Linked DNA regions of Homo sapiens: region 1 is linked to region 2. A link is a contact called in ENCODE Hi-C or POLR2A ChIA-PET data. All regions are on one chromosome and are shown on one strand. Each heading gives the region's core, a stretch centred on a gene start or an enhancer-like site at or near the end of the contact. The rest is flanking DNA. Distances are from core to core; before and after follow the strand shown.

The links. Hi-C counts contacts between places; a loop is a spot of excess contacts on that map. ChIA-PET counts read pairs that join two places held with the same protein, here RNA polymerase II (POLR2A). Pooled maps may share reads with other maps.
Region 1: a loop to region 2 is called in a pooled map, with 9 times the contacts of the local background. The contact joins two enhancer-like sites. A Hi-C loop is called at or near these places in 5 of 37 single-sample maps with no recorded cell type and 5 of 50 pooled maps. POLR2A ChIA-PET finds 5 or more read pairs at or near these places in 1 of 52 experiments (PC-9).

Annotation. Positions count from the first base shown.
Region 1 is chr22:45,261,961-45,265,115 of GRCh38, forward strand. No RefSeq gene overlaps it. Among named protein-coding and RNA genes, the nearest start is that of UPK3A, 21 kb to the right of the region's middle. RefSeq lists enhancers at 1,390-1,439, 1,450-2,285, 1,710-1,899. Within about 2 kb of position 1,596, at least 18 of the 41 ENCODE cell types and tissues checked have a DNase peak (open chromatin) inside an H3K27ac peak, as active enhancers do.
Region 2 is chr22:45,774,358-45,777,325 of GRCh38, forward strand. The region is part of intron 9 of ATXN10 (ataxin 10); the gene reads left to right. Among named protein-coding and RNA genes, the nearest start is that of MIR4762, 15 kb to the left of the region's middle. Within about 2 kb of position 1,339, at least 3 of the 41 ENCODE cell types and tissues checked have a DNase peak (open chromatin) inside an H3K27ac peak, as active enhancers do.

The DNA.
Region 1 (3,155 bases), core at 346-2,845, 510 kb before region 2:
AGGCTACAGCTGGACCAGGCGCACTGCAAGCAGCTTCCACAGCTGGCACTGGGGAACACAGTGGCTCTCAGAAGCTTGGAGATGCCAGAAACCACAGGGACCCAAAGAGGGCATCACAGCCCTGGCTTGGGAGACTCCCCGGTCTGGGCTCCCCAAAGGGCTGCAGCTCTTCCTTCCTTCTCTTCCCCTGCAACGTGGCCAGCAAGGGGCATGTCTCAGCACTGTTTGTGTTATAGCTCTTTTAGCCTTATTCAGTGGGTCCCAAGTTCTTGTCCTCCACTCAGGAAGAATGAGGTACGGAAACAAGAGGGTGAGCAAGACGAAGAGGAGCTTTATTGAGTGACAATAGCTCAGAGGAGGCCCTGGAGAGGGCAGTTCCTCACTACAGCTGGTCATCCGACGTCTGCTCAGCTCTGGCTGAGCCTGGGGCTTCTGTCAGCCTCAGAGAGGGGGAAGTTCATGCTGACTGGTCCATGGGCGGCCATGGGCAGGCCCAGAAAAGGCAACACAAGTTCGCACTCCAGTCCACGGCACTGACAGCCTGGCCCCCAGCCTTCAGGGCCTCCCTGGCCTGAAGGTGGGCCTCACCAGGGACTCACCCCCTTCTGCCCAGAAACCTGTCTGCCTCCTGCTGCCATTCATGGCGCCCAGGCTATAGGTACCAAGGGGCGTCTGCAGGCCACTGCCAAGCTGCCCTCAGTTCCTCCTCAGCTTCATTCCTATGCTCATCAGTGCCCAAAATCTGGAGAGGGCTGAGACGGCAGGGGGCTGGCATGTCAGCACTGCCCTGAGTGTGTGCACACCTGGCTGGGCTGTGACAAAACCCAGGCTCGGCCCCAATTTTGCCCCAAGATCAGAGCAGGTGCCGACAGCAAGGAGAAGCCAGGCAGTGGGAGCAGGCATTTCCAAGCCTGTGAGGGCAGGGGGGCCTTCCAGGGCCCCCAAGAGTGCAGAGATGCCTGGGTCCGCAGTGGCAGTTAGGGCCGGTGCAGCTATGTGGGATGTGGGGCAGGACTCCAGCCTGCTCCGTGGAGCGGGAGGCCCCGGTCTGCAGCTGTGGTTTGGGCGGCTGCAGCTGCACCTGGGAGGGTGGGGTTCCCACCTGCTCCCAGGCTCCGAGAGCACAGGGATGCCTGGGTCCACAGCCGTGGCTTGGGCAGCTGCAGCGGCATGCAGGGAGCTGCCACCCCGACTCAGAATGGGAGAGGCTCCTGCCTGTCCCCAGCTCCTGCCAGTTCCATGGAACATGCAGCCCCAGCCGTGCCTCCCTGCTGCAGCTGGTGTGACAGCAGCAGCCGCTCCAGATGGCCTGCCACTGCCACCACTGAGACAGGTGTGTGTATAGAGGTCCATTTTATTCAGGCTGGCGAAGGAAGGCTTCTCAGGGGAGGTGGCCCTTGGGCTTCCTCCAGATGCTCTGGAGTCCTCAGTGTCTGACTCCGGCAAGTCTTTCTGAAGAACAAGCAAAGCTCTTTCTCTTGCCACCGCCAAAACATTTCCAAGGGACTCTTCAGAAGAGAGTCAGTCTGCACAGCTCCCCTGGGGCCTGGGCGGTGGGGGCAGAGATCTTATCCAACTTCTCAAATGAGATTCTGCAGGCTCCAGTGACTCGCTGGAGGTCACCCAGCTGGTAAGAAGAGGAACTGGAACTTAACCTCAGGGCTTCCACCCCGGCTCCTTCTTCTGCTCCACAAATGCAGCCCAAGCCTTGAGGGCAGTGAATAGGTCAAGGGCCAGGACAGTAGCCTGGAGCCACCCCACGAGGGTGTGGGAACCGAGGGCGGGGTGGCATGGTGAACATGGAGGAGGGAAGCCCCTATTTTTCCTGAATCCCATGCCCTGGGATCCCAGAGCAAGGCTGGCCAGGGCTGACCTTCCTTCTCATTGCAGCATCTGCTCTCAGGGCCAAGGATTGCTCTGATGACAGACTACAGGCAGAGCGAGTGGCCGGCAGGAGCCACGTGCTTCCGGAGCCTCCTGCGGCCACCCCTGCCTCCGCACTCCCCCTACAGTCCACCTCGACACAGCAGCCCAGGCCACGTTTCCAAAGCCAAAGTCAGATCATGCCATTCCTGTTCTCATCTCACACAGAATAAAACCTCAATTCTTGTCTCCGCCTGCAAGTCCCTGTACAATCCGGCGCCTGCTGATCTCATCAAGCTCTCCTGGAACCAAATCACCAGAGCAACACCATGGCAGGGGCCTCCCTCTCAGAGGAGGAGGCATTGACAGGAGATGATCTCAGGGCAGACAGTTCTAGACCAGGACAGAGCTGGAGCTGAGGCCTGAGGCAGCAGGTGCCTAGCCAGGGGCCAGCAAGGAGGTCTGAGTGCTGGAGGTCAATGTTAGAAAATAGTCGGGGCCCAGACCAGGCAGCCCATGAATGGGTTTTTCTTTGGTTCACACAGTATATTACAAAACGGACCCACACATATGTAGTTAACTGAATTTGTTTGTTTGTTTGTTTTTGAGAGAGTCTCTTGCTCTCTTGCCGAGGCTGGAGTCCAATGGTGCAATCTCGGCTCACTGCAACCTCTTGGGTTCAAGTGATTCCCCTGCCTCAGCCTCCCGAGTAGCTGGGACTACAGGCACACACCATACCTGGCTCATTTTTGTAATTTTAGTAGAGACAGGGTTTCACCATGTTGGCCAAGCTGGTCTTGAACTCCTGACCTCAAGTGATCCACCTGCCTTGGCCTCCCAAAGTGCTGGGATTACAGGCGTGAGCCACAGTGCCTGACCAAATTAACTGATTTTTGACCAAAGTGATGAAGCAACTCGGTGGGGAAAGGAAAGTGTTTCCACAAAAAGTGTTGGATCAACTGGACGTCCATATATATATAAAAAAATGAACTTCCACACTTACTTCATACTACATACTAAAATTAATTTGGGGCTGGGTGCAGTGGCTCACACCTGTAATCCCAACACTTTGGGAGGCTGAGGTGGGTGGATCACAAGGTCAGGAGTTTGAGACTAGCCTAACCAACATGGTGAAACCCCATCTCTACTAAACATACAAAAATTAGCCGGGTGTGGTGGCACTCACCTGTAATCCCAGCTACTCAGGAGGCTGAGGCAGGAGAATGGCTTGAACCCAGGAGGTAGAGCTTGCAGTGAGCCAAGATCACACCACTACACTCCAGACTGGGTGA
Region 2 (2,968 bases), core at 89-2,588:
GAGACAGATAATGCAGACACAGTGTGCGAGCAAGCAGTCCTGTGGGAGAGCTCCAGGTCTCCTGTTCCTTATGTTGGAAATGAAGTCTGCCTTACAGGCAGAGGGGAACTACTACTTTGATGTAAGAGGAGATCGCTATTAGGAAATTCCAGATGTCCACCTGACACCTCCCTGCCTCTCCAGTCCTGACCAGTGTTGTACAGCAAAGGATCCCAACTCTAGGAAATCTTCCATGTCAGGTTCCTGAAAAAGAGAAAGGATGTTTAATGTTTTTTACAAAATAAAGGCAGGGGGGCTGGACGCGGTGGCTCACGCTTATAATCCTAGCACTTTGGGAGGCTGAGGTGAGCGGATCACTTGAGGCCAGGAGTTTGAGACCAGCCTGACCACCATGGTGAAACCCTGTCTCTACTAAAAATACAAAAATTAGCTGAGTGTGGTGGCACGCGCCTGTAATCCCAGTTACTGGGGAGGCTGAGGCAGGAGAATCACTTAAACCTGGGAGGTGGAGGTGGCAGGCTGCAGTGAGCCAAGATCACGCCAGTGCACGCCAGCCTGGGTGACAGAGTGAGACTCTGTCTCAAAACAAACAAATAAATAAATAAAGGCAGGGGTCGGAGAAACACTAAAGTTTTTTGTTTGTTTGTTTTGCCTTTTCCCCATCCCTTTTTCTGGTAGTTTGTAAAACTTTAGTGTTGTATTACCAGAAGCACTTATCCACTCTGCAGATTTTAGGACTCCACCATTTCTAGAGGTGGGAATTTTGGTCTGGGGCCTTCTTTGAGAAACACTGGCCCTCAGTCCTTACCACTCCTAGAGAAGGAGGGGATGGCAGTGGGCAGGGGACAGATGTGTGCACATGGAGGACTGGGAGGGCTGGACATAACAGGAGGCTACTGGTCCTGGGCATGGGGCTGTGTCCCTGTCCCTGTGTTCACATCTGGACCTCAACATAGGGCCTGTTAGCTGAGGTGCACCCTCTCTTAAGTGGCTTCATGGAGATTTTGTAAGAAATTGAGACAAGTTGGAAAACACAAACATTGTGAGGGTTTGTAGAACGGGTGGGTGCTTGCTGAAAGTTTATATTCATTCCATATTTAGTTGTCTTTATTCTGTTCAAACATTTTCTTGTTTACTTGTTGAAGCAGGTTCAGAAATAGTTATTCTGTAGTGTCTCAGTTTTATTAAAATGCAGTTAATATTGGAAAATATGGTTAGAATTAGGTGACTGCCAAACATGGCTTTCGTCAGTGTTAGCCTGTGTAATGACACTGTTTTTCTCCTTCGTGTGACTATTTATAATAAAAATGTGACTTGCAGTATTGTTATTGAGAGAGATTTAGTGAAAAACAGCGGTTGAGTAGTTTCCATGCTTCAAGTTTTACTTCCTCATTAGTGCCTCATGTCATGACCTGGGTCTCCGATTTATTTAGCACGGTAGCACCAATAATAAATATTCTACAGCCTCTAACCTGATAGATCATTCCGCCCCTCACAGCCAGCCGGGAGGTAACATTAACATCCGTTTGCTGGTGTTTGAAACCTGGAGCTCCCGGAGATTAAGTGGAGCCACCATGGGCACCGACATCTGTGGCCACTCCACAGCCCATTGGTTCCGTCCTTGACCCACACTTGACCTGTCTGCTGGAGGGGGACCCAATTCAGGGAACCCAGGGCTGTGCATCACCACCCTTGAGCATGTCCTGTTACCTTTCTGAACTTTAGTTTTCATGTCCTCGAAATCAAGATGGTGATATACTCTGTAAGCCTACGGTTAACCAGAGGTAGTAGTTTGCAGAATAAAAAAACACCCGTTGTGTAAAGGCTTCAGTGATTGTTTCCATTTCTTTCTGTCTAAAACTTAATGTGGACCATGGTTTACCTTAATCATAAACCACCCACTTGTTGCTTTGTTAATAACAACCAATCTTTTGATAGCACTTTCCATTCTATAAAGCACTTTCATAAGCATGTCACTGAAGAAGGTGTTTAAAACGAAGATGATCATGTCTGCAGGTGTGATGCGTGACATGGATATTTTGTCTGACCACCTTTCATTTTTTACCCCTTAAAATTTTCCCCTCTCAGGAAAGTTCACACACCCACAGCCATATGAAGTTTTTCATATAATTTGCACTCCCTGATACCTTTTTTTTTTTTTAATGTCAAAGTTGGAACCCTGCTTTAAGGCAATTAAACTGATATGGAAGAGAAGTTTCTACTTGAAGGCCAAGCAGCCTGGTTTGGAAGCCTGCATGGCTCAGCTGCCCACTAGTTGTGTGATCTGGGGCAAGAGTAATTGAGCCCTAGCTTTCTCAATAGAGAAAATGAAAATCATGCATTATGTCTTGCTGCATTGCTATAAACACAAACGATAATATATGTAAAGTATATCACGTGATGCTTGGTATATGAATATCACCCAAAATACTAACTGCTGCTGCCAGTTTTTTTAAGCATTGGTATTCTAATTAAATTATGTTTTTGCCAGTGATTCTGAGACAAGAGTTTTTAAAAGTTTCTTCATGGAAGGATCTGTACCGTTTTCAGCTTTTTATTCCTATGCATCATTTTTGCACATAATTTCTCAATAAATGTATCAAGTTGAACTTTTTGAGGCAAATAATATTTATGTCATTTGAATAGTGGACAACGATGAACTTGAATGACTTTATGTATGCATGAGCATTAATTTTAAATAAACCAGAAAGCTACTTTTATATTTCGAAAAATAATTCATTTGGGTTTTCCTGTTCAAACTTTGCCATGTTACTCCTAAGTGATACCTTACTTACTGAGATGGATCAGCCTTAGGGAGAGGTTTGTCATACTTTGTTACACACTGAATAGCCTATAATTATCAAGATTATATCCAGTTAGCATAAAGTGCTGTTTAGTTTCTGTTATGTCGTTGTTACCATAGCTGGAGTCGGGTGGGTGTTTAAACCTTTGTGAACTCAAAATTCTT